2 separate regions of the Homo sapiens genome follow, and region 1 is linked to region 2. A link is a loop called in an ENCODE intact Hi-C map of the cell type or tissue named here. Cell type or tissue: OCI-LY7. All regions are shown on one strand. Each heading gives the region's core, and the rest is flanking DNA. Links, peaks and the distances in the headings are about the cores only.

Evidence for each region. A loop is a pair of places that touch in the nucleus more often than their neighbours do. Peaks named below come from ENCODE experiments on the same cell type or tissue, not always from the same donor. Only the 100,000 strongest peaks of a DNase experiment are listed, where the experiment ranks them.
Region 1: a loop joins it to region 2, with 2.0 times the contacts of the local background. A loop is called at or near these places in 15 of 110 quality-filtered maps.

What each region holds. Positions count from the first base shown.
Region 1 is chr13:79,373,678-79,389,963 of GRCh38, reverse strand. RBM26 (RNA binding motif protein 26) reads left to right here. Exons shown (of 22, transcript NM_001366735.2): 2 at 11,057-11,175; 3 at 12,449-12,585. It also overlaps the pseudogene RNA5SP33. Among named protein-coding and RNA genes, the nearest start is that of RBM26, 24 kb to the left of the region's middle. In OCI-LY7, for the core only: no CTCF peak of the experiment used is centred there; a DNase peak (open chromatin) is centred at 7,220; H3K27ac peaks cover 931 bases.
Region 2 is chr13:79,323,862-79,340,147 of GRCh38, reverse strand. RBM26 (RNA binding motif protein 26) reads left to right here. Exons shown (of 22, transcript NM_001366735.2): 19 at 2,846-3,046; 20 at 5,718-5,804. Among named protein-coding and RNA genes, the nearest start is that of RBM26, 74 kb to the left of the region's middle. RefSeq lists enhancers at 8,476-8,976, 8,977-9,477. In OCI-LY7, for the core only: no CTCF peak of the experiment used is centred there; no DNase peak of the experiment used is centred there.

The DNA.
Region 1 (16,286 bases), core at 3,125-11,124, 50 kb before region 2:
CAGTAACACTGCACATCATCCCATAAAAGTATACTGTTAGGTAGATTCCTATTCTTTCCAGTGGTTCCATAGAATTCCATTATGTGAGTGTATTGCACTTTGTTTAAATAGTGCTTTATTTATGATGTAATTATTACTTTTTAGGGGAAAAAAGCTTATTTTCTTGAATTATTTAAGTACTTCCTGTATGTAGTCAAGGAAAACTTACCAAAAGACTTTGACTTGAAAAGCAAAATCCTCTTTACGTTTCCCATCCTTGAACTTTTACTGTTAATATGTAGTTTTTATGCCGTTACAATGGCTGAAATCCAGTGTTTTTGCATGACCAAATCATCTACGGCCATACCACTCTGAACACCCCTGATCTCATCTAACTTGGAAGGCAAGCAGGATTAGGCTTGGTTAGTACATGGATGAGAGACTATAGTTTATGTAACCATTCTGTTCTTATTTGTCATTTAGGTTGTTTGCTTTTTTCTTTGGCTTTCCAAATAACTATTTTTTTTCCCGTTTCTTTTTTTCTTTAACAACGCAACTAGTACACTGTTTTTGACTTTTTAAATAACTCTGCAATGAACATCTTCCTCTATGTGTATGTTTGCTTTATTCTCATTAGTAGAAGTTATTTTCTAGAAGTCAGCTAATGCTGCTGTTGGAGGCTTTCTTAGTATTAAGTATACTTTCTTGGTTTAAATCTAGTACTTCAGAGGAACTTGTTTTATGATGTTATGTATTGCATTATAAGTAGTTCCTCATTTTGTTTTTTGTTTCAAAGAGCCATTTTAAAAGAAGTTACGGGAGATAGTGTGTCAGTGTAAATTCTAGCCTACTTTTGAGTTCTGTATATCTCTGCTCCATACATTCTGCAATTATTTATTTTCCATTTTACAGGCAATTTAAAAGTTGATAAAAAAATTTATAAAATCTTAAATGAAGTCACTTATAAATGAAAAGTGTTTGAATGATTATAGATTCCACATAGCATTAATATATACTTCAGCCGGTCGTTTATTTGTTGCTCCTTGTAATAGTTATAAATGCAATAACAGGTACTTTGAGGCCTGTAACTTGTGATCTTTTTTGGACATATTTTGTAAGAAATTGTCATTGTGACGTTTCTTATTTGTTACTATTACTTTCTTTAATGATCTCAAGTGCTTATCTTACCTTTTTAAAAAGTTTAATTTTTTATAGTAGCAAGCAGACTGAAATAGGTAGAACTTATTTTTGAAAACTGCTTTATAAACTTGCAGTTACCAGTCTCTAAAGTTGTTAATGCACTTACCTAAATTGAATCATGTTAAGTTTGGATGCCTGTGATGACATTAAACAGCCAAATTGGAGGAACAGTTAAGTTCTGTGAGAATACATGAAGTTTGGAGGAATCGTGAGTATACATTGTGATTAGGAAAAGGCTCTTGAATCCACCTAGCCTCTGTGGGTTTCAGATGTAGAGAAAGTTTTATTGCTATACTGAAGTGATTGGACAATTTTGGAGCTATATTATGAGATGTGGGGAAGGTTAAAACAGGAGTTACTTGATCCAGTCTCTTTTTAAGAATGTTGCTTGCTGGGCGAGGTGGCTCACGCCTATAGTCCCAGCACTTTGGGAGGCCCAAGTGGGTGGATCACCTGAGGTCAGAAGTTCGAGACCAGCCTGGCCACCATGGTGAAACCCCATCTCTACTTAAAATACAAAAATTAGCCAGACGTGGTGGTACATGCCTGTAATCCCAGCTACTGGGGAGGCTGAGGCAGGAGAATTGCTTGAACCCGGGAGGCGGAGGTTGCAGTCAGCTGAGATCGCCACTGCATTCCAGTTTATGGCATGTAGAGGTTTGATTAGATAAAACGTTTTGAAGACAAAGGAAGACTAGTTAGCTATTTCTTAGTCTAGTTTAAGAGTGAGTTGTGAAATGCCTGAATTTAGATTGCTATAATGTTGGTAATTAGAAGCTCCTTCTCAATACATTGTGATTTGTTCTAGGGAAAAGGCAGGCATAGTTATCTGTAATACCAATGGGAGAAACAGTCAAACATACCAGTAGTTGCTATGTAACAGTGGTAGAAACAATGTACAGAAATTATATAGGTCTGGCAATTTAGGAGAAATACACAAAATGTTTCTATTAAGTAGAATTTATTTATGCCTTCTAAGGGCTCAAAATTTGGTCATGAGTGCTGAGGAAATGGGATTCTGTGACTCTTTAGAAAGACATAAAGAAAAAAAATTCTCTTGAAGATTCTAATGCTATGTACTAAATTATTTTGAAATTCAGTTAACTAAAAGTTACTGGAATGGGAAGGGAGAAAGAGCGCAAGGTGGTGAAAGCCAAATATTTTTTCACAAAAATGACCCACTTTTTCAGATCGTATGGTTCAGTGCCTTTTTTTTTTTTTTAAATGAGTAAACTAAAGCCTAGAGAAATAAAATGCTAACGCAGGATTATATAACTAGTGAATAAAGCAGAAATAACACCAGACTGGAAATCTGAAAATTGTTTTTTGGAGTACAGTTCAGTGCTTTTCTTCAATACCAGACTGCTTCATGGAAAGGCTAACAATTTGGCTTGGGACAAAGTAGGTTTGAAAGGTAATATAGGACTTAAAATATAGCAACCAGAATTTAACTAAAGTATATTTTTAGGGGTGATTATAGGCATTTTTTTTTATCATAGTTCATTATTTAGTAATCCCTTAACGATTGTTAGGGTGCTTGGCAGGTTAATAAAGTGTGTCTTATTTGTAATTATATTTATTTGTAATTATTTCTAGTTTGGCAAGTCAGCTGTTAGATGAAAAAACTGAAGCTTAGTTTGCTTAGTCTTAAGATTCATGACCGGAAAAGTGTCCATAATAATTTCTCATTTTTAAAGATAAATTTTGGCATGACTGTGGTAACCGTATCAGAAAATTTTGGTAGCAATGTTAGAGAAAGACTTAGAAGTGAATCTCTAACATATATAACCACACAGCATTAGCCAGACCTTTTAAAGAAATATGAGAAAAAGGTTAAAGGCTTAATCGACTCAGCCAAATTTATCCAACAGGATGATAGAACTAGGTTTTTTGTATTTCTAGTTTTAGTGCTATTTCTTTTGGATAATTTTGCCTTTTTGGTTTTAAAAGAAAATGTTCACTAGCCTCTGCTCTCTCATTTTAGTAACCAGAGGGATGGGTTACCTGAGATCTGTTGTTAACTAGACAGAATGTGAGTAATGGAGTGGGGGTGGCCTCTAGAACCAGTCTTTTCTCAGATAACTCAATTCTTCCTCAACTATGAATAGGAATTAAAAAAAAAAAAACCCTAAATATGAAGGTTAGTCATGGGTTACCATATTGCAGATACACCTTTTTTTTTTTTTTTTTTTTAAAGAGAGAGTTCTGTGGCTTGATGTATAACCATAATTATAACCACAACTATCTGGGCTTAATTTGTCATTTGGGCTGCTGCTGTTTGCACTGAACAGTACAAACTTTTACTTTGGTTTTGTTATCTGACTATTGGGTCTTTGACACTTAATGGGCACTTCTTTTTTTTTTTTTATTTAATTTAGAAGTTATGTAACTTCTAAAGCTATGGTTCTCAAGTGTGATATCAGGATTCCTGGAATTTCCTGAGAGCCTTTCATGGTGTCTATGAGGTCCTTGTTTTTCCAACTATGTATCTGTGTCAGGTCAGGTTTTCTTCATGTACTTCAACCAGTATAACATGTCATAACAGACTGAATGTAAAAACAGATGTAAGAATCGGCCTGTCTTCTATTAAGCCAAACAAAGGTATTTGCAAAAAGTGTAAAACTTGGTCACTCTTCTCAGAAAATTTGTATTTTATTTTGGAAAAATAGTTTTTGTGTTTTTTTTTTTAATTTTAAAAATATGGTATTTAATTTCAGGTGAGGCTATTTATCATAGAGCTCTGCCTATCCCTGACCTGCAGTGGGGATATGACCTAAATGGGGAAGATGAGTCATTTTCAGAGGCCAGTACGGATGCTGGGGGAGAGAAGAGTAGCCTCCTTTTTCTGGTTTCACTAGCTGTTAGAATAATGTAAGCTGGGAACTGCTTGGGGGCCATCATTTTTGCCACACATAGAGAGCATTTCTGAAAGTGAAAAATGCAGAATAGAGAGTCCTGGTGATATGATTTGAACTCCTGGATTCAGAAAAAAAGCCAGCCCCACATATGGGCTTCCTGTTTGTTTGCACATAAATTCTTCTTCTGATTACTCAAACAAATATAGAGAGTTTTTATGCTAGTTTTAATGGATTTATTATATCAAACTAAACTAAATTTTTTCTCAATTTTAATTCTTGATAAATATTGATATAACTCTTTTAAATAAAAAGCTGTTTGGAGTGGTTCCTATTTTTAAAGCATAGAGGGCTCCTGATACCAAAAAGTTTGAGAACCACTGTTCTAAAAGTAAGATGGAATCATGCTATTTCTTGGAATGATGTGGGGGAATAAAAGAACTGGCCAATAGTTTTCAGTGTTATAATTACATGTATTGTGATACATTTTGCAGTGATGAAGAAGTATTAATAGATTGTGTGATGCTCAAGGATGGATCATATTTAGATATGCTTATATTTTGATTTTATTTTGTAGAATGAACTGGGTGTATAATAACTCTTAATGAGTAGTCTTTGCTGTAACTAATTACTGTATATAAGTAATCTATTTTTGCTTTCTTGTTTGAATTAAGTGAAGCATGTAATAAACTACAATTAAAATTTTCAATGTATGTATTATGCTTGCTGCAATGAAATTTGGATTTTTAAAAGAGTAATTCTAAGTACAGAATATAAAATCATGACTTTGATGCAAATTAGATATTTTTCCTGAATATAAAATGAAAATTTGGAAAGAACAGACGTGGGTGCATATCCGTGTTCTAAAGTTACTCAGTTAACATATTTAAATTTAATTTTTAATTCCCACTACCACCTCCAGCTTCTTTTCAAGATTACTGAACATGGAAGCTTGGGTTAAATTCCGTGAGTTATATTCTACTGAATTTCTAAAGTCTCCAAGAAACTCGTGCAAAACAAACTTTTTGAAATATTGTATTGGAGTATTATAGCTTTCTTTACGGTCTCATTACTGTTTTGAAAATCTGAAAAACTAAAACACACTATGGGTGTGTTGGGGGATTAGTACAACCTTTATTTCCAGAGGTGATTTGTTTCTTGTTAAGAATATTTAGTTTTTAAAGATATTTTATTATAACATTTGATTTTCTGTATTAATTTGGCTTCTGTAACTTTAGTGTGTGTACTTCCCTCTCCACCCCAGATATAGTTGGAAGAGAATGACCTTCTTAGATGGTCACTTCTATGCTTTTAAAGGGTATGCATGAAGCTGGAAGTCTCCAACTGAACTGTTTTTAAAAACAAAGATGCCAGCTGGGCACTATTGCTCTCACCTGTAAATCCCAACACTTTGGGAGGCCGAGGAAGAAGGATCACTTGAGGCCAGGAGTTCGAAACCAGCCTGGTCAACAGAGCAAGACCCTATTTGTACACCCAAACAAAAATTAGCCAGGTGTAGTTGTGTGCACCTGTAGTCCTAGCTACTGGGGAGGCAGCGGTGGGAGGATCTCTTGGCAGGAGTTCAAGGTTTCAATGAACCATGATTGCACCACCGCCCTCCAGCCTGGGTAACAGCAAGACTTTGTCTCTAAAAAAATGAAATGAAAAGAAAAAAAAAAAAAAAACTTTATTAGCTGTATCCTTAACACAGTATATTCAGGAATTGACAAAGTTTTATTTTTATGCCTTTAAAATCATTGATGTGAATGACTTCATAGTGATTTGGAAATTTAATTTGCCAAAGCTCACTGAAGCAGTTAATTTGAAATCCTTGGAGAATTAAAATTGGAAACCCCAGTGTTCGTGAATGCTCACTTTGCTCCATTTCACTGGACTCCTGTCCCTCATATGTGTCAAGAAGGTCAAGTAGGCCTTAGGCTCTTTCTGATGGGTTCCCTTGGCCTGGGCTTTTTAAAATTTTTTCTTTTCCGGATAGCCATAAAGCATATTTGCATTCCATTTCCATTCCTATCTAAATTCAGATCCCTGTTTAAATGTCCCTTCAACAGAGTCCTTCCTTGATGATCTTAAATAATACTTGTTTTATCTTTTCTGTTTTCTTTCTCCTTACCTTTCTTCCTTTCTCCTCCTTTACACTTTATCTTTTCAACCTGGATTTTTCCTCAGAGCACGTGTCTACATGACAATACATACTATAAACGTATGTTTGTGTAATATGCATATTGGTTCCCCCCACCCCCCAATGTAAATTCCGTGGCAACAGTGATGTTTCTAAAAGTTGTATTTTCAGGATCTAGAACAGTGACAGAGTAGGTGCTTTTAAAATTTTCTTGAATAATGAATGCGATATTTGGACGATAATCACTAAACCCAACATACTTATTTTCTTATTTTATTCATCAAACTTTATATGAAGATGAAAGATTCCCTGACAGAAATGAGCCATTGATCTAGTGAGACATATATTTGTATGTATATTCTCTCTCTTAGTAACTATTAATATGTTTCAGATCTTTTGTAGTGTGTATTTTATCTACAGTGTAATTTTTAAAAAATGCTTTTCTATTACTAATATATGTAGATCAGTAATTGAACAGACTAATGTGTTATTTTATATTTCATATATTTGCACAGTATCTTATGAACAGATTTAAACCTAATGATTTTACTCATTGATACTTGTGTGGGATTTACTATCCAGTCCAGTGCTTATTTGCCAAGAGCTGTTCAGCCTATGCTTGAAACCATTCTAATGAAGGAGAACCCTCAGGCAGTTTATTCTGCCTTTGGGAGGCCTCTGATTATTTTAAAAAAAAAAAGCCTATCTCTATTTTAAGCCAAAACCTGTTTGGCTGCTTCTGCTTACTGGCTTTAGTTACATTCCTTGGAGGATATATTGGACAAATGTAATCCTTTTTCCTTGTGATAACTTTTCAATTATTTGAAGACTTACCAAGTTCTCTCTGACATTTCAGTTCTCTAGGCTGAGAATCCCTAGAAAACCATCTAATAATGATATCCATTTACCATCTTGGTCATTTTCTAAGAATCTGTTTGAGTTTGTTTATGCATTTATAAAGGTGGAACCTAGAACTGAAAGCACTAACACTCTACTGCATAGGAGAGCAGCACTCTTTCCTGTCTAGTTCTCAGTTTTCTGTTTTATTGCATGTTTATAATTTATGTTTCCCCCCCAGCCATTTCACACTTTCATTTCCTTTAACTTAACCGTTTACTAAAGTGCTTAAGTTTTCACCTTCTATTTGCCTTCTACAAATGCTATTGTTGAGTTAGATCTCATGCCTTATTTTGTAGTTTTTGCTTTTGTTTGTATTCTGCTCCCTCACCAGCCCCAACACACACACAGAAGAGTAATTGCAGTTGGAGCACTTGGTGATCATAATCATACTTTATTGGCAGATTTTGTTGTTTGTGGGAGCTAAGAAATACTTTTCAAAACTTGATTCTTTTTTTCCCCGATCTATAAGGCAATTTCAGGTCTGCTTTTTCTTTCACACATTTTCAGGATGCTAGCAGTATATAGCAGGGGTAAAGAAAAGTCTAGCTCTGACAAGATATAGATCATTCAAATTACAAACCTTTTATCAGCAGTGGCAACTGGTAAAGTACCTCGAACAATCTTGCTAGCCATGGAGATAATTTTTAAAAATAATTTGCTATATGAATATAGTTTTTTTAATTAGTTAATTTGAATGTTTATTTAATTGACTTTGCATAACATCATCACTAGAAGTTCAGATAATATAACATTTAAGACAAATAGAAAAGAGAACATAGGTTTTGCCTTTCTGTTCCTGATACATAACATTTCAGTATATTATTAAATTTCTGTGGTCCATATTTTTTACTCAGCTTTTTGTTTTCAAAAATATTGAAGTAAAAATGGAACTTCTTGTAGGACTTAAGAAAAATTGTTTCCCAAATGCAAATTCAGTTGTTTTGCCATTAAATGTGAAATTATAACCCCTGCTTCTATATAATTTGAACTTTTAACAAATGTTAAAAAGTCATCTGCCTTTCAAATTATTTCAAGGATTTAGAACTGTATATGGTAGTATATTTGTTGTGGCTAATCGTTTTTTATTCAGTTCAGATTGCTTCTACAGAAGATGTTGAGCAGAGATTCTTCTTTAATTCTGTCTTGCTGTTTTATCCAACTGTGGTTTATAGACCATAATAATTATAAAAATCATGAAAGCCTTCCTCTAGATTTTTAGCTGCTAACATTTTAATTCAGTTTTAAAATGTCCTATTTAAAAAATAATGGTGCAAAAATGAAATAGATTTGGTATTTCGTTGAGAGAATTGAAAAATGACAGGTAAGTTACTGGAAAAACCACTAATAAGTTAAAAATTCACCACAACAATCAAACCAATATTAAATTACAGCATTTAGACTCAGTGTAGACTGAATTTATATACAGCAGTTGCAATAAAACATAATAATATTATTATGTATCATAATGATTTCCAGTAAATTGAAATATGTTTAGCTTGATGTCTAGTTTGGTTGATGTCTGGTTGATTTGGTTGATAGGGAGTGACTGTAACTCTAGGTGTTTAAAAAGTAAATTGGAAGTCAGGTTTCTGGCACCTCGTTGTAAGAGGCAGTCTAGTGTGGTGGTTAAGAATGTGGACTTTGGAGTATGAGATTTAGTTTTAAATCTTGATTCATTTCCTTGCTGTGTAGTCTTGGGAAGTCTACTTAGCTTTTCTCTGAACCTCAGTTTCTTTATCAGTAAAGTGAGAGCCCAATATAGTATGTAAAATTAGAAGTGCAGTTCATGGCACAAACTAGGTGTTGAGTAAGTGTTAGTAATTGTTGAGTAAGTGTTAGTAATTAACTACTGCTATTATTTTATTGTTAGTTACTCTAACTTGTAAAATCTTAATAATTTTAGCTTAGTTATAAACAATTATATCATTCTTTTGAATTGGATGAAAATAGTTCAGACATCAAAAATTTCCCGTCCTGACATTGTTAATTGAAATAAACCAGGCACAGAAAGATTAATGCTGTATGTTACCACTCATATATGGGAGCTAAATAAGTTGGTCTCATATAAGTAGAAAGTAGAATAGTGGTTACCAAATGCTGGGAAGGGTGGTAGGGAGATAGGGAGAGGTTGGTTAACAGATACAAAATTACGCTGGATTGGATGAGTAAGTTCTAGTGTTGTTTAACACTGTAGGGTAACTACAGTTAATTTATTATATATTTTCAGATAGCTAGAAGAGAAGATTTTGAATGTTCCCAACACAAAGAAATAAATGTTTTAGGTGATAGATAGGCTAATTACCCTGGTTGTTCATTACACATTGCATACAGGTATCAAAATATCACATTGTACTCTATGAATACATACAATTATTATGTGGTTTTTTTTTTTTAAAAACTTTCCCTTCTTACCCTGTCCCTCCTTTACTTAGTTCATACTATCATCCTGTCCAGATAGCCGTAGTTTATTTATCCTTCCACATATATATAAACCAGATTTCTCTCTTCTCCCCCAACACAAATGGCAAATACTATACAAACCTTTTCTTTGTCTTGCATTTTAAATTTAATGAATTGATATGAAGATTTCTTTAGGGGTTGAAAACTTCATTACCTGTCTTTTTATCTTTTTGCTACATGTCATTCTTTTGTGTGGATTTTAATACAGTTTATTTTTCCAGTTCTCTCTAAATGGACATGTGCACATTTTTGATTTTACAATCAATATGACAATGAATAACTTGTACACATGTCATTTTGAACACGTGAGTATATGTGTAGAATAAATTCGTAGATGTAAATTGCATTTGTGACCTTGATACTACCAGAGTATTCTATCAGCTACCAGTTTACTCACACCAGCTCATGTTTAGAATTGCGTTTTCATTAGTCTTGCCACCAGAATACATTTTCATATTTATTGGATTTTGCCAACCTGATAACTGAAAAATATTTCAGTGTAACTTAAATTTGTATTTCTCTTATGGGTGAGGTTGAATTTTTACTCATTTAAGAGTCATTTTTATTTATTTTATGTTTTAGCATCTATTCATATCCTTTGTCTTTTTTTCTCTTATAATGTTAGTCTCGGTAAAAACACTGTGGGTTAGGGGAATTAGCCTTTTTGTGATGAGATAAACTGAGCTTGTTTTTCATTGGTTGACTCTTCATTCTGAGTTTTTTTTTTTGTTCTGTTTTTTATAATCACATTACTTTTTTGATAATATGGATTTTGTGTCTTCCTTACTCCAGGGTTAAATAAATTGTGTTTTCCTCTGACATGTTTCCAAGTTTATTTTGTAAAAGGCAACTGCCAAGTTGTCTCAATACATTTTCTTTTTTTTTTGAGATAGGGTTCTTACTTTGTCACCCAGACTGGAATGCAGTGACGTGATCCCAAATCACTGCAGCTTTGAACTTCTGGGCTCAGATGATTCTTCTCCCTCAGCCTCCCGAGTAGCTGGGACTACAGGCACACACTACCATGCCTAATTTTTTTTTTTTTTTTTTTTTTTTTTGGTAGAGACTGGGTTTCGCCATTTTGCCCAGACTGGTCTTGAACTCCTGGGCTCAAGCGATCTGCCCGCCTAGGTCTCCCAAGGTGCTGTCATTACAGGACTGATTCACTGTGCCTGGCCTCAATACTGTTTATTGCATAATTTATCTCTTCTTAGTTGGTTTGGATGCCACTTTTATAAAATCTGAATTCCTAGTACATTTGGATCCATTTCTAGACTTTCTTTTTTTGCTGTTTAAACTAATATACTGATGGGTATGTTTTTAAGAAATAAAATGGCTACACATAGCATTAAGGAGTGTTAGTATAAAGAGAACTTAAATTTCTTCAAGGTCCTCTGTGACCCGGGTGCTTTTTACATGTATTAACTCACTTAACTATTATTCTCACTAATTCAGTTTGTAACTGGAATTTGTAGAATGTGCAGTTGGCTAAATTTTCTTCAACATTGGTTTTTTTCTTTAGCTGTGATGCAGATCCATCCGCCCTAGCAAAATATGTTCTGGCTTTGGTAAAGAAAGACAAAAGTGAAAAAGAGTTAAAGGCATTATGTATTGATCAGCTGGATGTATTTCTTCAGAAAGGTAAGATCTTTGGTTTAAAAATACTACTATATTTTAAAAAGTTATTTAAGGCTTGGCATGGTGGCTCACGCCTGTAATCCTAGCACTTTGGGAGGCTGAGGTGGGTGGATCACCTGAGGTCAGGAGTTCAAGACCAGCCGGGCAAACATGGTGAAACCCTGTCTCTACATAAAATATAAAAATTAGCCGGGCATGATGGTGGGTGCCTGTAATCCCGGCTACTCGGGAGGCTGAGGCAGGAGAATTGCTTGAACCTGGGAGGCAGAGGTTGCTGTGAGCTGAGATCGCGCTACTGCACTCCAGCCTGGGCGACAAAGTGAGACTCATCTCAAAAAAAATAAATAAAGTTATTTAAAATAAGTTTATCCACAGAATATTAAAGGAACTCGGTAAGAAGCCCTAATTTTAACAAAGTTAAATAAACAATATTATTATTGAGTATATCCATAGCTTATTTAAAATGGATGCCACCTCTCAGTAATGTCCATGTGCTTATTCTTAAAGCATGTTGATATTTTTTCTTACATAGATTAAAAGATTAAGAAAATGACTGCCTATTTATTTAAAGCCAGTACTGCTTAGGAAACTGCTTTGAATCTTACCTAGCGCATTGCTTTTCAGCTTTTTGTACCTTGCCACATCTAGATTATGATAGTGTTTGTGTTTGCAACACTGAGTAGGCGATGTGGAGAAGACTTAGTCATGGCTGGAGGTGACTAGCCCAGAGGGCTGCGACCATTCCAGTCCCTACCGTCTTGAAAATAGCATGAATCAGTATTGCCTCAGGACTTGTGCCATGGCACACTGGTTGGGAAGCTGTTGATATTAGGATATTTTCTTTCTTTTTACTTTTTTTTTTTTGAGACGGAGTCTTGCTCTGTCACCCAGGCGGGAGTGCAATGGCGTGATCTTGAGTGCAGTGGCGCGATCTCGGCTCACTGCAGTCTCTGCCTCCTGGGTTCAAGTGATTCTCCTGCCTCAGCCTCCCTAGTATCTGGAATTACAGGCACCTGCCATCATGCCTGGCTAATTTTTGTGGAGACAGGGCTGGCGAGGCTGGTTTTGAACTCCTGACCTCAGGTGATCCACCTGCCTTGGCCTCCCAAAGTGCTGGGATTACAGACGTAAGCCACCACGCCTGGCCAGTGCTAGTATATTTTCTAGTTTATAAAAGTCAAGGTATGTTTCATCATATTAGAGATAAGAGATGTGGAAGCGGGGAATTAATCTTAACAAATGTGTTTTAATCTATGGTGTTTGGTTTTATTTTTAGAGACACAGATATTTGTGGAAAAACTTTTTGATGCTGTGAATACAAAGAGTTACCTACCTCCTCCAGAGCAGCCATCATCAGGAAGCCTGAAGGTAGAATTTTTTCCACACCAAGAAAAAGATATAAAGAAGGAAGAGGTAACGATTTGTGTTAATACCTTACAGGTTATTTAAACACATAAGAGGAATAACCAAACTGAGTTTTTATCTTCTATATCTTTGTGTTGGAGTCCTCAGGACCACTCCCAGTTTAAATGATTTTTCTAGGAGGACTCATAGGACTCTGCATATAATTGTGCTTATGGCCCTGGCTTATTTCAGCAAAAGGATATAAAGCAAAGTCAGCAAATGGAAAAGGTGTATGAGGCCAAGTCCAGTGGAAAACAAGCACAAGCTTACAAAGTCCTCAGAGTTGCACAGGATGTGCTTAATTCCCCTAGCAGTGAACTGTAACAACACATGGGAATTAGGCAAGCTCCTTAGAAACTCTGCCCTGCGTTCTTATTTGGAACTGGTCACATAGGCACCGCCTACCTAGTATGTACCAAAATTCCAGACTCCTGGGAGGAAGGCAGATGTTCAGTGTAGACCATATTGTTTCATAACTAATTCAGGCATAGTGAACCATTCCTTATCAGGGGGTAATGGGAACCCTCGAGAAATCAAAGTGCCCAGGAGCCAGCCTTACAAGCATGCTGGCTTTCTAAGGTTAGTATTGTCAGGCCTGCTTTTACTCTGCACAATATCTTACAGACATAGAGTCTTAATATCTGTTCTATGAAAATAATTAGGTTGACAATTGGTCTGTTTGCTTTTGTCATACATGTATTTAGTAGGGGACTGTTTTTAAGGTAGTAAAACACAAGGACCTTCACAAGACAGTGGATATGACTTCATACTTCAAGAGGTCCCAAAATTTTTGTGTGTATTTTACAACCTTCTCTCTTCACCCTTAGTTACTAGTCATATAATAATTTATATCTTTTCAATTTGATGTTAAAAGATTATAATTTGGCCAGGGTGAGCGTGGTGGCTCATGCCTGTAATCCCAGCACTCTGGGAGGCTGAGGCAGGAGGCTCACTTGAGCCCAGGAGTTTGAGACCAGTCTGGGTTATATAGTGAGACCTCATCTCTTATGAAAAAAATTTTAAAATTAGCCAGGTGTGATGGGGTGGTGCATGCTTGTAGTCCCAACTACTTGAGGGGCTGAGGTGGGAGAACTGCTTGAGCCCCAGAGCCTGAGGGTGCAGATCAAAGCATTACACTGCAGCCTAGGCAACTGAGCAAGACCCTGTCTGGAAAAAAAAAACAAACAAACTATAATTTTAGTGAAAATAATTGTTGGCAGTCAAGCCATTATGTTTCTGCATTTAGCCCTAGCTTTAGGTCACACATATCTTGGTTAAAATTTTGGTTCTACAAATCACTGGTTTGTGACCTTGAAAACATTACTTTTCTGAGCCTCATTTTACTCAGCTGCGAAATGGAAATATTAAAGGTTCTTGTGAGGAATAAGTAAAATAATGTATATAAAGCACCAATCAAGTGCTTTATATACATTATTTTACTTTTCACATGTGGCACATGGTAGGTTCTCAGTAAATGGTAGCTGCTGTCATTTTTGAGATTGTAAGAGATGTTGATGTTGTGACCTTTTTTTCTCCTTTTATGCTTTTTCCAGATTACATATAAATAATACATTTTATTATGCAATAAAATATATATTATAATATGTAATCTCAAATATATTTATATCTCTATCTGAATATATTTACACACATGTATATTTGTATATTTTCATATACACATACCCACATGTAACATCCCAATCAGTTTTATCTGCCTGGGAAGACCAGAAATGTAATTTATAACTGAACCTATTTCATACCTAACAGTATAAGGGTTCTGTTAGGAAGAAAGGGACGGTGTATATTGTGTTGGCAATTGCTTATGCAACATAGAGATATGCAATGGTTTATTCAAGTTTTGCCTACTGGTGGAACTTTGGTTTGGTTTCAGATTTTTGCTGTGAAAAATTATACTTTGGCTGGGCACTGTGGCTCTCGCCTGTAATTCCAGCACTTTGGGAGGCTGAGGCGGGTGGATCACCTTAGGTCAGGAGTTCAAGACCAGCTTGGCCAATATGGTGAAACCCTGTCGCTACTAAAAACAAAAATTAGCCAGGCATGGTGGCAGGTGCCTGTAATCCCAGTTACTCGAGAAGCTGAGACAGGAGAATCGCTTGAACCTGGGAGGCAGAGGTTGTAGTGAGCTGAGACCATGCCATTGCACTCCAGCCTGTGTGACAAGAGCTAAACTCCGTCTCAAAAAAAAAATATATATATATAATATATATAAATATGAATAATATATATTATTTATTTTTAAAATATAAATATATATTTATATGATATATATAAATATATATTTATATATATCATATAAATATATAAAAATATAAATATATAGTATATAAAAAATGTATAAAATATATATAATATATATATTATATGTATGCTTTAATTCTCAGAAAATCTTGAGTAAATCACAGTCCCTTGGCTTGAGTAGTCTTCCCCTAAATCGAGTTAGTAGCAAAGCCTTAGTCTTATTATCTATTGATGTAATAATACTTCCTGTTTTTTCAACCAATTGTGGGAGATACTTATCCCTGATCTTTCAGAATTGTTGAAATGCCAGATGGCAATCTACGTTTAAAATGCTGTGGCTATACTAAAAGTTTGCAGATGGGCATGTACTGTGGAATATGGTGATCTGTTAGATAACTCGCAAAAGTGCATTGAGGAAATAGAAGGGAAAGAGTGCATCAGAAGGGTCGTATTAGTACCCGGTTTTTTGTCTGGTCTGGGAGGAGAGCTGGAATAGGTGGAAAGAGTACGAAAGTACTTGAATTTAAAAAGGCAAACTGTTGAAAGAATGCTTTAAAGATTATTTCTCCTAGTTTGGTCTGTTAATAGGATTTCCATTTGATTTCTCATCTAAAGTGGCACACTTTTTTTTGTTTGTTTTTTGAGACGGAGTCTTAGTCTATTGCCCAGGCTGGAGTGTCGTGGCCCCATAGTGGCTCACTGCAACCTCTGCCTCCTGGGTTCAAGCAATTCTCCTCTCTCAGCCTCCCAAGTATCCCTCCTGTAATCCCCTTTTGGGATTACAGGCGCGTGCCACCATGCCCAGCTAATTTTTGTATTTTTAGTAGAGATGATATTTCAGCGTGTTGGCCAGGCTGGTCTTAAACTGCTGACCTCAAGTGATCCACCCACCTCTGCCTTTAAAAGTGCTGGGATTATAGGTGTGAGCCACTGTGCCCAGCATAAAGTGGTACATTCTGACAGTCAGAAGCCCTTATCAAAAGGATGCTGGAACAGCTGGCATAAACTGGGACATGTGTACCCTGTGCGTAGACTACCTGCATGAGAATATCTTATGGTTCTCAGTAACACAAAATCTTGAGCCCTATCTTATTTATAGAAGCCACTTGCACGATATTTCCTGAATTTGTTCAACCTCTAAGTCCCTTTTTCTAATTACCTAGAAAAACAGTGATTCCTGTCGTTCCTGTTGTTGAGGACCATTATTCTCAACAATATAGTCTGGAGAAAGTAGCACTGAGAATATTTTCCAAGGTTGCTTTCTAGTAGCTATATAATGTGAATGGAGGCACCTTGTAGGAAACAGAAATATATAGCTGTCATGCTGCTGTGAGAAACTGGAGAACTATTTCACCTTATATATTGTTTTCCCAGATATATATATATAAAATATTATATATTATTATATATAGTAATATATATATATAAAATATTATATATTATTATATATA
Region 2 (16,286 bases), core at 3,778-11,777:
TCTTTTATGTTAATAGAGAAATTGTGTTTTTCCCATTGTAGCGATTTTATGCCAGTGTTGGTGGAATCTTTGAAACAAAATATCATTTTCAAAATTCTGGCCCATAATTTAAATAAATAATAGCATTAACAAAATTCCTTATTATTCTGTGTTTTGCTTTTTTATTATAACATAGCTAAACACTGAATGACATTTTCTGTTTTTCCTTTATCACGGCTTACGTTTAGTTTTCAGTGAATATTAGTTTTATGCAGTAATGCAGTACTTCCCAGAGTGTGTTCATTCAGCACAGTCATTCCATTAGTTGTTAATAGAAAACTGGTGAAAAAAGGTTCTTAGGCTAAATAATACAACCTTAGAACAGGTTATATTGGATATGCGTTTTTACTGTGGGGTTTCTTAGAGGCTTTTAATTTCTGAATCTCTAAAAATACATATTAAGTATTCAGTGTTACTCAAGTTTATTTGTCCAAGGACCCTCCTTTTCAAGGAGCATTTTGAGGCATTAATATTCCTCAGAGCATACTTCCGTATATACTGTTCTATTACTAATATTAATCCTTGAGCTTCAAAATTTATTATTACGTGTTATTTTGTTATATTGACAAATGAAGAATTATATATATGATAATCCAAAATGTTTTGATATATGTGTAAGTTGTGAATTGATTACGTCAAGCTAACATGTCCATCACCCCACATACTTGTGATTTTTTTGATGAAAATTGAACATTTAAACTCTACTCTCTCAGCAATTTTCAAGTATACAATAATTATTATTAACTGTGGTCACCAACCAGTGCTGTACAATAGATCTCTAGAACTTACTCTTCCTATCTGACTGAAACATTGTACACTTTGACCAACATCTCTCCATTCTTCCTGTCCCCACAGCCCCTGGTAACCACCATTCTGCTGTCTGCTTCTATGAGTTTGATTGTTTTAGATTCCATGTATAAGTGAGATCATACAGTATTTGTATTTCTTTGCCTGGCTTATTTCACTTGGCATTATTATTTGGATATTAGATGATTATTTTAGCTAATGCTAAGATTAACTGTCTTGAGATGCAGAAACTGAAATACCTGTACTAGCAGAGATTTGGCAGCTGTGCCTGCTTCACACTTCCATTTGGGTATCTCACATCTAAGACTCAACATCTTCAAAATTTTGCTTATCTTGCTCCTACACCCCATCTGTACAGTTATACAAACCAGAAATCTGGCAGTCTTAATTGATTTCTCCCTTTGCTTCAGCATCTATATCTAATTAATTATCAAATTTTATATATGTTACTCCTAAATGTATCTTAAATGCGTTTACTTCTATCTCCATTGCCACTACTGTAGTCCAGACTTCCTTCTTCAGGTCTTTTGTAGTGGCATACTGAATGGTTTCCCAGCTTCTTTTCTTCCTTCTACTCTGTTCTTAAAACTCTAGCCAGAATATCCTCTTCAGCACTGATTTGGTTACATCACTCTTTTACTGCTTAAAATCTTTTAATTTATTTTTATGGCTCTTGGGATAAAACTCAGAATCCTTAACATGATCCTTAAAGTTATGTGTAATCTGACTCTGCCTTTCTCCAGGCTTATCTCTCCATCCAGCTACACTGGATTATATTCATTCTTTGGGAAATTACATTTCTTTCAGCGTTGGTGCCTTTTTTCATGCCGTAACCCCTACCTCATTCTTGCCTTTTTTCTTTGCTCCTCCTTTGATTCATTGAACAAGTATTAAATACAATCCACCAGCTACTGCTGGGAATAAAGCGGAGAATAAAATGGAAAAAAAAATATCTTGAGGGAACGTACATTCTAGTGGGTTATTCACTGCAAATCTTTGAAGTTCTTTTCGAATCTTAAAGCATTTCTTCACGTTTTGAGTCACTTCTCATTAATATAGTTAAATAACTTAGTTGCTCTTGTTGTTTTTTAAGATGGAATCTTGCTCTGTCGCCCAGGCTGGAGTGTAGTGGCGCGATCTCGGCTCGCTGCAACCTCTGCCTCCCAGGTTCAAGTGATTCTCCTGCCTCAGCCTCCCGAGTAGCTGGGACTACAGGCACTACGCCTGGCTAATTTTCAGTATTTTTAGTAGAGATGAGGTTTTTCCATGTTGGTCAGGCTGGTCTTGAACTTTTGGCCTCAGTTGATCTGCCTGCCTCGGCCTCCTAAAGTTTTGGGATTACAGGCGTGAGCCACCACTCCTGGCCATAACTTAGTTGTTTAATGCTTCTTTACACTTACGACTTGGGTTTCATGAGGGTAAAGACTTGCACACAGAAAGTGCACATTAAGTATTTGTGGAATGAAGGAGTGGTGTGCTATCATCATACAGAATAATGTGGTAGAATATCAGTGTGTTACATCAGTTCTATAATGATGTTAGTGATAAGTAATTAAAATGATTTGAGATAACTGTACCTATTGAAGTCAATTGGCAAACAAATAGAAAATCATAACTGGAAAAAATGTATTTATTGTGAATGTAGGTATTATCTGTTTATTATCCTGACTTCTGAAGTAACATTTAACACTGCATACTTGGAAATCAGGAGTTGCTGATCTTTTTGTGATATATCCTGATGTCTTAGAGAGCAAGAACTTAGAAAAAGGCACATTTAGTAATTCCAAGACCTCAGTGTTATTTTTTTGTTTCAGTTTACTAGCCACCTACATTTACTTTCACTAAACTAAAACCCCAATTTAAATTATGTGATCCTTTTATAGGGCATTTGAATACATTGTCAAATTGCATTAAAGTTTTATTCATCTGCCAGAGTGTAATGCTTGGCTTGTGTTAGTAATCACAGCATTGTTTAACCTGTGTGTCTAATCTCTTCTAGGCTGCCAAACGAGGGATTCTTTCATCTGGTCGGGGCAGAGGAATTCATTCAAGAGGTCGAGGTGCAGTTCATGGCCGAGGCAGGGGGCGAGGGCGAGGGCGAGGTGTGCCTGGTCATGCTGTGGTGGATCACCGTCCCAGGGCATTGGAGATTTCTGCATTTACGGAGAGCGATAGAGAAGATCTTCTTCCTCATTTTGCGGTACTTTCTTACTGCTCAACAAAACAAATGCTGATAATCATCATTGGGGATAGTAGACATAATTAAAGAGGAAGTTATGAAAAGGACATAAGTAATTTCAACTCGTTAATCTGAACAAAGAGTTTAATCTTTAATTTTTTTGTTAATTTAAAAACAAACTGTAGGATTTGTATAATTATCTAGAAGAGACATTACTATTCTTACACTTAGTAGGCCATGAAATACTGTGAAATGAACAATATAAACTTTGCTGTTTCAGAGAGGGAAGTCTTGTAGTTTAGTTTGATTTGATATTTACTTTTAAAGAAAAAGTTAACATATTGCATGGGCCATCCAGATTTTTAAAATAAGGTTTGTGTTTGTTAAAAATGTATTCTTGATCTAGCTGACCCAGTATTGAAACAAGATAAAATTTTGACCTATGATCTTGAAGTTGCCTCCGTCAGTGTCAGGATGTAATGAAAAAGACTTTGTATAATGGTAATATATTGACCTACAAGAAGGGAGAATGGGATTCTAGTCTCTGTTAATCCATTATTTAACTTGGACTTCCTGGGATTTATTAGGCTCATGTTCAAAATGAAGATTATACCTGCTGAATGGCCCTTTCATCTCAAATGCTGTGATTCTTAGTGGTATCCCAAAGGTTGGTTACTAAGCATCAGTTTTACCCTCAGCATTATATTTAATAGTAGTTGCTCTGGAGATATGAAGGAAATAATCAGTTCTTTATCCTCAAGGCTTTTACATGTATCAGTTTAACACAGAATAAACTACAGACATAATTTATAATCAAATTATAATTTATTAAGCACTATAAATACTTTAGTAACTTAGAGAAGTATCACGCTGGCATATGATGGAAAAAAGAACAATAGAGGAAAGTTTCATAAAGTAGTAAAACTGTAATTTAGATCTTAAAGAATAGGTAAGCTAGTAGGTAGGTACATAAATGATTTAACCTTTTGAAAATTCAGACTTAGGTGTTTAAAAATCATATTGGAGGCTTGCAGCAGTTACAGATATTTTGTCAGGACATAAGGAGATATTGACAGAAATGGTTTATGTTTAAGAAATAACCAAAATGATTAGTATTTAAGAATGAGGAGTCTAAAGTCCTGTTCTTGGTGGATTTAAAGGGATAAAGAAAGGAATTAAGAGAACTAGAAAGGAGCTTGGAAATAAATCTTGCCCATCTTTTCCCTGCTGTGTACCCCACTTCCACACCTTCCACAAGAGAAAGGAGAGCCAGATAATTTGTATGTTGTGTATAGTTTTACAGCTAATCAGGAAACTAACAATGAATGTGCTAAAATAATCCAAACAGACAAAGTGAGTTTGTTGTGATTTATGTTTTGGTGAGACTAAGGTGCTTTTGGCTGAGAAGTATTCAGAGCCTCTAAATGAAAATTCTGACATGCATTTGGACATTGAAATTTCACTCCAAAGTTCACATTTAAATTATTAGTCTTAAGTATGAGCACAGGTTTAGTTGAAGTTTAGCTTCTTTTCTCTCAACCTATGATTTGAACACATGATGGATGTCAGAGGAAAAAAAATTTACATTATTTAATATATGTGATGTTAAAGGACCATTAACTATTACAAATTGTGATTAACAAAAATGCTGTATCTTCCAGTACCAGTAGTAATAGTAATAAAAATTATAACTAAAAACCTATAGAGCACTTACTTTGTGGCAGGTATGCCCTCTGAGTGCCTTACAATAATTCATTATGAATTATTTGGATAACCCTGTGAGGTAGATACCTTTATTTACGCCCATTTTAGAGGTGAAGAAAATGATGCATGATGAGGTTAAGTAACTTGTTTACACAGCTAATAACTGGCAGAGCTAGAATCTTAGTGGCTCTAGGACATTCTCTTTACTGTGCTCTACAGAACATTTCTATGATATGTGTGGAGCTAATGAGATTACAGTTATAATTTTTGGGGGGGATAATTAGGAAGGTATTGATAATGATATATAAAGGACTAGAATTTTGTGGGATAAAGGTTGCTGTTTGTAGAAAAATCCTCCCACACATGAGGGAAAAAAATCCAACAAACCAAAAACAGGAATAATATAATGTGTTTAGCTTTTAAATGTTCTAAACAACTATAAAGTACAGTAGAGTGTGTAGTAAGCAAAACCATGGTCAGTTAGGGTGTTAAACTTTTGAATCAAGAGACCTGGAATCTCTTCCCATTAATTAACAATTAACTTTGGGGAAGTTACTTAAATTTTCTTTTTCTTTCTTTCCCCATTTATTGAGAATGATACCAAAAACTCACAAATTCTGAGGATTCAGTATGTTGCTTAAGAAAGAGTTTATCTTGGGATTGGTTTAGTGAGTATAAGAGGAAAGTTAGTTAGCAAGAACGCTCAGGCTTTGACCATTATTTCCTTCATTTAAAGCATAGTTCAATTGAGTATAAGTTTTACTAATTCTGGGAAGTGTGAATTGTATGTAAGATTGGAAGACAGGACCACCTTTTATCTTATCAAGTACTAAAATAAATTACTCACCATACTTTTCTGTTAACCATTATGAATTGTTATGTATTCTGGGTTATATTTATTAGTATTTTAATGTTTTTTAATACCATTAGGATTTTTGGATATTTCAAAATATTTATTTGGAGGAAATACTTTTTTTTTAATTTAAAGCAATATGGTGAAATTGAAGATTGTCAGATTGATGATTCCTCACTTCATGCAGTAATTACATTCAAGACAAGAGCAGAAGCTGAAGCAGTAAGTTTTAAAAATAATTTATCAATTCAGATTTAAATGATTTATAAGTATTACTTTTAAGTTTTAATATAAATGAATTTTTTAACTTACTAAATAATATGCTTTGACAATAGGTAGAACACCTGAAGTGGAATTCATGCCCTCAAAGAATGTCCTAATGCAGTTATAAGCAATTCTGTGTGTAACATAATACAATTAAAATACATATTTAGTCACCAAGTGGAATGTCAAATTGTGCTGTCGTGAGATACCAGGGATTCTCCTTTCTTTCTTTTTCATAGTAGATAGGGCCACTCCACTACCCATTATTCTTTTTTTTCAGCTGACCCAAAACAGGATCTGCTTTGGCAGAATGAGTGGTGAGGGATAAGGTACAAGCAGTTCTAATGTCTGCCCATCTTAGCCATTCCTCATCTACTGCTTCCTGGTCTCATCAGGTTGAACTCTAAAAGAAGTGTCCCTAGTTCAGCATAGCCCCAACTAGACTTCTATGACTTTTTGCCTAAGACATGGTCTATACCTCTAACTTTGAGGGTACTCTTAGTAAAGTTACCTTAAACTATCAATCTTGAATTGTCTTTCCAAGGACTGACCGGAATATCTGCAACCTTGTCTTTCATTTGGGTTTCAAAGATTAAAAAAAAAGGAAAATGGGAGTGAGGTGTAGGGGATTCATAGGAGCCTTTTTTGCCCTGTGTGTTCTTTCTTCAGGAATTGTAGAGAAGACAGTGTCACTGTTTTGTCCTTGCCATTGTTCCAGGGATGAAATAGTTTTCCAAATGAAAGCAATGAAAGAGTGAGATGCTTTTCAGAAGTTTTAAGTTGATTTCAACTTAAATAAGTTTTGAAAAAACCTCTACATTTATTTATCCTCTTTGTAGTGAATGTTCTCTGCCAGCACAGTGGTACATTGCTTACCTGGTAGAAGTTGCCCTTGGGGCATTGTAACCATAAGACTATGGGTCTGATAAGTCATTCAACTGGAGCCTTGAAAAAATCTAGTTTTGGGGGTAGAGGTAGGGGGTAGTATATTATTTTATAAAATAGGAATTCCTGATCTTAGGGTGTTCTCTTTTTAAAGCTAGCTTTGAATAATCATTTCTTTAATGTTCTTTTGTGAAAGTAAAAAGTAATTTAAAATTGATGAGATTTTAAAACTCATAAGCTTGTATGTGTGTATGTTATATTGAAAAAGGTAGATCTTTGATTAAATGTTCTCTCCAGGGTATTGTTAAGTGCAAGTTTAGAGTAAGCTTCCTTTCAGTGGTGGCTTCAGTTGATAATTTTTAGTCTCTTGCTAGATAGGTAGTTTTATGTTTTATGTATTTTCTAGGGAATAGTGGTATTATAAAATAATGATAGTTGTTACTGTACAAATGGTTCAGATATTGCCAAATTTGTGGATTTATTAAGAACTTTAAATATGTACTACTTCCCTTGCTTGCTTATATGGCTGAGAAAAAATTAAAACCTCTTCTTAAATAATTTTTGGAAATTTTGCTCGCGGAAAGACTTTTGACACGTACCTTCTTTCTTGGGTCTTGCTTTTTGTACCTTAGGCGTGTATACAATGTATTTTTCAAAATTAATAACAATAAAAAATACCAGGGATTAATGTATAAGGAAGACTTTAGCACTGAATTACATGAAGGTTGAATAAGTGACAGAATAACTAAGGCCAAGTTAGGTCTAATGAGAATTACCTATTTAGAGGAAATAGCTTTAGTTGGATTTACTTAATAGACTAAAAAGAGTAATGACCACTGCTATGATAAATGTTTAGATTTTTAGTTACAAAAGTTGTTAAAGCATAAGCATATCCTTAAGCCAGAAAGTTTCTTAAAATTTTGTAATGTTGAAAAGAATAGAAAATTAAGTTGAAGCTTATCTTATACAAGCAGGATACATATAGAGCAGTGGTCTTCAAACTTTTGGATTTCAGGGAACAGTAAAGTTTAGGAATTTAAAAATTTGTGTGTTTGTCATAGAGGTATCAACTTTTTATTTTGCCAGGGAAGAATACTTTAAAAATACAAAAAGATTGTCATGTTCTATCACCATTGTTATATAAAATAAAGGAAATTTTAACACTGAAAATGTAGGAGAACATGAACTCGCAGTAAAGGATAGGCCTTCCCAAGAAAAAACTGTCAGCCCTTGCCAATGTTTACTGTCAAACATTACATTGTTCTTGTTTTCTGGACCATTATCCTAGATGACTGAATGAATTTATTTTCTATAATCAATAGATGCATAGTATTTCAAGATGAAAGTACAAGAATAAATAAGGTAATTGAGACATTCAGATATAACTGAAAAGTGAGAAGTTTTCCTCAGGAAAAATATTGAAGCATTTTAAAGACCATCAGTATAAGCAGAACACTGTTAGCTTTAGGTTAAGATGGTTTATGGTTTGACTCTGCCTTGTTACCTAGAAGATGGTTCCTATTACCTTATTTTCTATTTTTTTGTCTATCACCATGCCAAAGTACTAAAGTTGGATAAGTACTCAGACAAGAGTAAAGCAGTCGTCTCTTCCATGACTGATTTGAATATTATCTTTTCTGCACTGAATTGTTACTGTACCTTTGTAGGAGCCCAAGATCCTGTTCAGAATAGGAATAATTAAGTTGCTGTTTTAGAAGAATCAGAACAAAAATGAAACCTATAGTCCCAAACTCACAGAGGTACAATTTTTTTTTTTTTTTGAGGCGGAGTCTCGCTGTGTTGCCCAGGCTGGAGTGCAGTGGTGTGATCTCAGCTCACTGCAAGCTCCGCCTCTCTTGGCTTCATGCCATTCTCCTGCCTCAGCCTCCCGAGTAGCTGGGACTAGAGGTGCCTGCCACCACGCCCAGTTAATTTTTTTTTTTTTTTTTTTTGTATTTTTAGTAGAGACAGGGTTTCACCATGTTAGCCAGGATGGTCTCGATCTCCTGACCTCGTGATCCACCTGCCTCAGCATCCCAAAGTGCTGGGGTTACAGGCATGAGCCACTGTGCCTGGCTGCGAGGTACAATTTTTTATATCAAAAGGAAAGAGGGGCCAGGCGCAGTGGCTCACACCTGTAATCCCACCACTTTGGGAGGCCAAGTGGGGTGGATCTCTTGAGTCCAGGAGTTCGAGACCAGCCTGGGCAACATGGAGAAACCCCATCTCTACCAAAAAATCAGCCAGGTGTGGTGGCGTGCACCTGCAGTCCCAGCTGTTTGCGAGGCTAAGGTGGGAGGATCACCTGAGCCCAGGAGGCAGAGGTTGCAGCGAGCTGAGATCATGCCACTGTGCTTCAGCCTGGGCGACAGAGCCAGACCCTATCTTAGCAAAAAATAGGGGGAAAGAGAATCATGTTTTACTAAATGGATTCAACCAAAAGAAGTCAAATTATGTGCATAGCAGAGTGTGTGTGTGTATGTGTGTGTGTTTTTACTGATACTTAATAGTTATTAAGTGCTGCTATGTGATGGGCACTGTGCTACCAGAATTAGTAACTTGAGGTCTGAAGCTTGTGGGAAAGTAGCCATGTGCATTGAACTCAAGAGTTAAAGAATTGGAAGTCTTTCTTTGTAACTTCTAAAAATTAGATTTTGCATGTTTTTAAAAATGTGTGGTCATATATATTATATAATTATATGTATTTGTGTTCATAACTCGTGCTTTAACATTCTATAACATTACAAATATTACTAAACTTGCTTTTAGCCTTCTTTTATATATTAGTTATATTATCGTTACTAAAAACGTAAGGAACCATAGGATTGCAGTTTACTTTTCGGTAATTATCTGTATTTCAAGTCAGTTTTCTCTGTAGTTTTTGCAAAACACTGTTTCTGCAAGAGATCCCCTAACAAAAGATTCTCTTGTCAGATAAGTTTGTGAAAGGCTGCATTTTTATATTCCATTTAGAACTGTAGTCTAAATGGACTAAGTCCAGAGGTAAACAAACCTGTTTAATTTTGTTTCACCCAACATTTTTCCAAACTTAATTGTTTCCAGAACATTTTCCACGTAAGATGTGGAATCCACAATTACTTTTCATAGTTTTTTCCTCCTTTGTTAGATCTTTAACCTTTGTGCTTTCTGTTATGTATATGCCATTCCTTAATTTGCTGTAAGCTTTGAATGAATGTGTGTAAGAATAAATAGTCAAAAGACTAGAGACAAGCCTCTGAATAAACTATTTCAGCTTTAAAACTCAAATTTTGTGTACATTTTATAGTATAGAAATTAGAATTATAAAATGTATTCACATATGCACATCATTGAGCTTCAACAGTTATCGACTTAGGGCCAATCTTATTTCATCTATATTTCACTCGCTACAACTTGCCCACTCCTTATTTTGGAGCTATTCACAGTCACTGTATCATTTCATCTGTAAACATTTTAGATGATAGAACCTTAAATGATGGAACCAGTTTCTAGAGGTTTGATTCCTTCCTTTTTCATTTAGGTTTTAACGTAGGTTGGCTCTTCGAATGATAGAGCCTTAAAAAAATACAGTACTACTATCACACCTAAAAATTATATTCCTAAATATCAAATATCCAGTCAGGGTTGACATTTGTCTAATTTCTTGTAAATTTACTTTTTAAAAATAAGGATCTAGATAAGGTTCATATTTTGATATAGCTTGATTGGTGTTATGCAGTCATAAATTCATATATAAACATTTTATGGGTACAAATCCATTGCTCTCAGTTATTAATGTTGAAGTTATTCCATCTTTGGCCAGGAGACTACAGGTTGGCTCCTGAGTGCTTTTGACAGGATCCTAGTGGTTCTGTTCCTTCTGGTATGAGAAGGTGTTCTAGGTTCATTTTAAACACTGTCTCTTCCAGACCTGGAATTGACCCTTTCTCTAAGGAGCTTTGGTTTATTTATTAGGCAAAGATATTTAGACACTACAGTTTGGGTACTAGGGGTACGCATTACTATTAAGTATGTTACCATCACTAATCCTTTTCAGTTGTCAGAACTGGGAGTGAAAAAAAAACATACATATATATATATGTATATGCACATATATACACATGTATAAAGAAATTTAGAGCTCATACTGATACTTTGCATTTAATTTGGGGCTATAAAGTTTTTAATACATACACATATATACACACATACAAGTAGATAGGTAAAGATAAATTCAGAATTCACTCTGATACTTGTTAATTCTAGACTCTATGGTTTTTACTTAATCTCATGGGTCTTAATGTCTCTACATTTTTCCACCTTTCTCACTGACACCAACATGTGGGTGAACGGATATGTACGTTTAAATTTTTAATGAAAATTGCCCACCATAAAGGTTATACTTATTTGCCCACCAAAGATGTATGAGAATGCTTTTTCCCTACACTCTTGCCATAGTGTGTACGCTACATAGTGGTTTTACTACTTTTCTTATTAAAAAAAAAAATCCATAGGTATGTAGTTTGTCCTCATTTTTATCGGAGTGGGGTATCAGTTTTATCTTCAGTTTATCAAACTGAAATAGAAACTCATTTAGGTTTTAATTCACTTTTCTGATTGTAGTTGAGCCATTTTCATGTTTAATTAAATGCTGTCTGTTTTTATTGTTTGTTTTTATGTCTATCAACTGTTAATGTCATTTGCCCATTCTATTATTTTGCTGAGTAGTCTTTTTTTTTTTTTTTTTTTTTTTTACTTAATGCAGGGGCTCTTTGTATATTTGGAAATTAGCTCATAGCTTATATTTTTATGAATTTTCATTTATGCTGTATTTTCCACAATAATAGTTAATTGTCCAGTTAATCTTTTTTTATAGTTTGAAAGGCTTTCACCAATCTGAGATAAGAAACATTTTCCCTTGTTTTTTCTAATACTCTTAATATTAATAGGCTTTTTTTTTTCTTTGAAGACTTCACATTCATTTTTTTAAAAATTTACGTGGAACTTATTTGGTCTAAGGAGTGAAATAGGAAGCCTGTTGGGTTCATTAGTTAAATCTAGTTTTTCCAGGCTTATGTGAAATATATAAATTTCTGATATGTTTATTTGGGTGTGTTCCAGACTCTTCCATTGATGAGTTCTCTCTTCATGTGCCTGTTTCTCACTGTTTTAATTAAACTAGCTTTCTAAACTCAGTAGTTTGTCAGGGCAGTTTGGATTCCCTCTCACACCCAATTATTACTCACTTTCAGAATCTTGCTGGTATGTTTTAGGTGTTTATTTTCGATGTAAACTTTTGAATAAACTTAGTTTCAAAAAGATAGACTAAGTTATGGGAGAATGAACATAATAATACTAAATTTTCCTCAAATGCTAAGTCTTCCTCTAAAACCTCATTGTCTTTCAAGTTCTTCAGTACTTTTTACATTGTAAGAGCATTTTAATTTTTTTTAACATAGCCAGTATATATTACTAGTGTTAAGGTTTTCTTTTTTAAAAATTAATTTAATTTTTAGATTCAGGGAGTACACATGCACGTTTGTTAATGAGTATATTGCATACTGGTAGGGTTTGGGGTTCTAGTATACCCATTACCCAAATAGTGAACATTGTACCCATTAGGTAATTTTTCAACCCTCATCTGTCTCCCACCCTTCCTGCTTATGGTTTCTTTATATAGACAACATACATTGCTTATAAATTTCCCCATAATAATTCATCTTTTTATTGCTATTTTAAATGAGATCTTTTGTTCCATAATATTTTCTATTGGTTCTTCATATGTAGGAAGACTGTTCATCTTTTTTTATTAAATGTGTAACTGCCATCTTATCAAACTATTTGATGGTTTTAATTTTGCTCTCTTGGGTTTTTTGGGTTTTCATTCAATTTATCTTTGGTTAAACATAGTTTTACCTCTCACATTTCTACACTTATACTACTTTCTGTTATTTCATCGTTTACCTTTAGAAAAATGTTAAAAACATCGATAATAATAGTGACTGACTTTTTTGCAGAATGAAAATGCTTCTAGTATTTTCAGTATTATGTGTGATGCTGGCTTTTTGTCTTAAGGTAGAATACAAATGACTCTGTTTCATTAAGATTTTTGATCAGAAATGGATTTTTTTTTTTTTTTTTTGAGACAGGTTCTCATTCTGTCACCCAGGCTAGAGTGCAGTGGTCTGATCACAGCTCACTGCAGCCTTGACTTCCTGAGCTCAGGTGATCCTCCCACCTCAGTCTCCCAAGTAGCTGGGACTATAGGCACACGCCGCCACAGTTGGCTAATTTTTGTATTTTTTGTAGAGATGGGGTCTCACCATGTTGTCCAGGCTGGTCTTGAACTCCTGAGCTCAACCAATCTGCCTGTCTCAGCCTCACAAAGTGCTAGAATTACAGGTTTCTGTCACTACGCCCAGGCTAGAAATGGATTTTTATAATGCTTTTTGATGTTTGTATAACAATGACTTTTTTTTTTTCTTTTTCACCTTATTTCATTGCACTGCTTCTAATCATTCTCTTCTGGTTTAAATCCCATAGTACTGTATTTTTAAAAATCACTAAAGTCTCTTCTTTTTCTTTCTATTTCTCTTTTTACTTTTTAAAATGATTTTCAAAAGTAAGATTGGTTTGTAAATTTTGGGAGGGATATTTTTGTCAGGTATCTCTATTACCTGTCATTGGAAAGTTTCCATTATTCTTTGCTTTCTGAGATAATTTAAGTTGCTTTGGAAATATGTTTTTTAAAATTTTAATAGAATTCATTTGTGAAACTATCAGTATCTAATGATTAAATGTGTCTTTTTACAGGCTGTTTTGTAGAAATGATTTGTTTAAGTTTATCTTTGCTGGCTTTAGTTTGGTACTTTGGTAGTTTTTTCAAAAATTATCTTTTTAATCTAGATTATCAGCTACATTTGCATTGGGAAGCAAATTTTATCTTCATCTGATACTATTTCCCCCCCTTTCATATTTTGTGGATTTTTACATTTAGGTCCACTTTCACCTTTTTGACCACTACGTCCTAGCCCAAGTAGGCATCCTGTAGAGCACATTTAAACATGGTGTTCCTTAACATTTTATAAATGGCTATACAGTTCACTTTTAAAAATATATTTTAATGGAATTTTAAAGTACATGCATAACTCTTGAAGCACTGCCATAGCATACTTTAAAAAGTTATTTGCATTAATTATTCGTACTGTTTAAAAGCAGTACAAAGCAGATAATGTAGTACAATACAGTTCAGAAATAGACCTAAGTTTATACAATCATGTGCCACTTAAGAGGGATATGACCTGAAAAATGTGTTGTTAGACAATTTCATTGTTGTGTACACATCACAGAGTGTATTTACACAAACATAAATGATATAACCTACTACACACCTACACTCTATGGTATATAGCCCGTTGGTCTTAGGCTACGAAACTCTGGCATTGTGTTAACTATACTGAATACTGAGGCACTTGTAACACAATGGTAAGTATTTGTGTAGGCAAACATATCTAAACATAGAAAAGGTACAGTAAAAATAGGGTATAAAAGATAAAACATGGTATACCTGTATGGGGTACCTACCATGAATGGCATTTGCAGGACTGGAAATTGCTCTGGGTGAGTTAGTGAGTGAATGTAAAGGCCTAGAACATTACCATCGTATTTTATAAACTCGTACTTTAGACCTTATAAACACTGTACACTTAGGCTATACTAAGTTTATAAGAACATTTTATCTTTCTTTAATAATAAATTAACCTTAGTTTGCTCTAGCTTTTACTTTTAAACTTTACAATTTTTAAAAACTTTTTGACTCTTGTAACGCCACTTAGCATAAAACAGACACGTTGCACAGCTGTACAAAAATACTTTCTTTATATCCTTATTCAATAAGCTTTTGTCTATTTTTAACATTTTTTTATGTTTTACTTTTTAAACTTTTAATTAAAAACTAAGACACAAACACATACATTAGTCTATGTCTAAACATGGTCAGAATCATCAGTATCACCGTTTTCTACCTTTACGTCTTGTCCCACTGGAAAGTCTTGAGGGGCAGTAACACACACACAGCTGTCATAGGCAATGTGTGTATTATAGGCTGAGGCCTACGATAACAGTTCCTTCTTCTGAAATACCTCCTGAGGAAACTGCCTGAGGCTGTTTTATAATTAACTTAAAAAAAATTAGAGTACACTCTAAAATAATGATAAAGAGTATAGTATAGTAAATATGTAAACTAGTAACAGTCGTTTGCCACCATATTCAAGTATTATGCTGTACATAATTGTGCGTGCCATACTTTTATATGACTGGACTGGCAGCACAATCGGTTTGTTTACACCAGTATCACCATGTGAGTAATGTATTATGATAGTTATAAGGTCACTAAGCAATAGGAATTTTTCAGGTTTATTAAAATCTTAGGGGACCACTTTTGTATATAGTCATTGTTGACCAAAACATTGTTCTGTGGTGGCTGACTTTATGAGGATTTTAATGGATCACAAAGGAGTTGTTTTAAATCAAGGAATAAAACAAGTTATTCAGTAAATGATGTTGGGGCAATTGACTAGCTATTTGGAAAAAAGACAGCATTATGTCTTTTTTAAATATCCAAATAAATTAAATTGGATGAATTTTTTTTCTTTTTTTAATACATAAAACATTTAATACATGCTACAAAATTCTTTTTTTTAAATAGTAAAATCCTAGGGATTTAAAAAAAATAGTCTTAATATTGAGAGGGCTTTTTAAGGTATGGCACGATATTCATAAAGGAAAATATTGGTAAATTCCAGTACATGAAAAATTTAAAACTTGTTGATGACAAAAACAAAAGAACAACAACAACCCCTTTCTCTCCAATAAAAGGTGCATCATAAAATCAAAATCCAATCGGGGAAAATATTTTGCCCAAAATATCACCAAACTTCATTCAATTAGAAAAATACAAGCAGGCCAGATTGTGAAAAAAGTCAAACATTTCACTTCTAATAGAAAGTCACACAAGATGTACAAATACACAAGATTGTTCATATCTGTAGAAATTGCTTTAATTATGCTAAATATATAATATATATGGCCATTCAAGAAAAGTGACATTTATTGGTATGGACATCGAGAGATATTTATGAAAAGAATTGGGTTAATAATTTAACCATGAAGTTATAAACTAGTATGTTTCCGTATACATACCATACATATTTATATACAGAAGTTCTTTCAGTATGTGTGTAGAAAAATATATGTAGGATTTAACTCCGAATTCCTCACAGAATAGTGGTTATCTCTTAGGGCTAGGGATAATCATGGACTGCTTTTTTACATTACGTGGCCTGAAATTTTGAATCTTTGTAAAAAGTGAAATGGGTGGGTTACAGAAGGAATTGTTTAAACTTTAAAGATTTTATGTTGCAATTACCTGAAATATTGGTTTCTTGAACTTTTCTAATATAAAACAATAGTTTTATCAAAATGAAAGTAATTATGGAATATGTTTCTTATAACATCAGAAGTTCTTAGTTTTCCTGAGTAAATTTACATCTTTACAAAGCAAAAACTCAGTTCTTT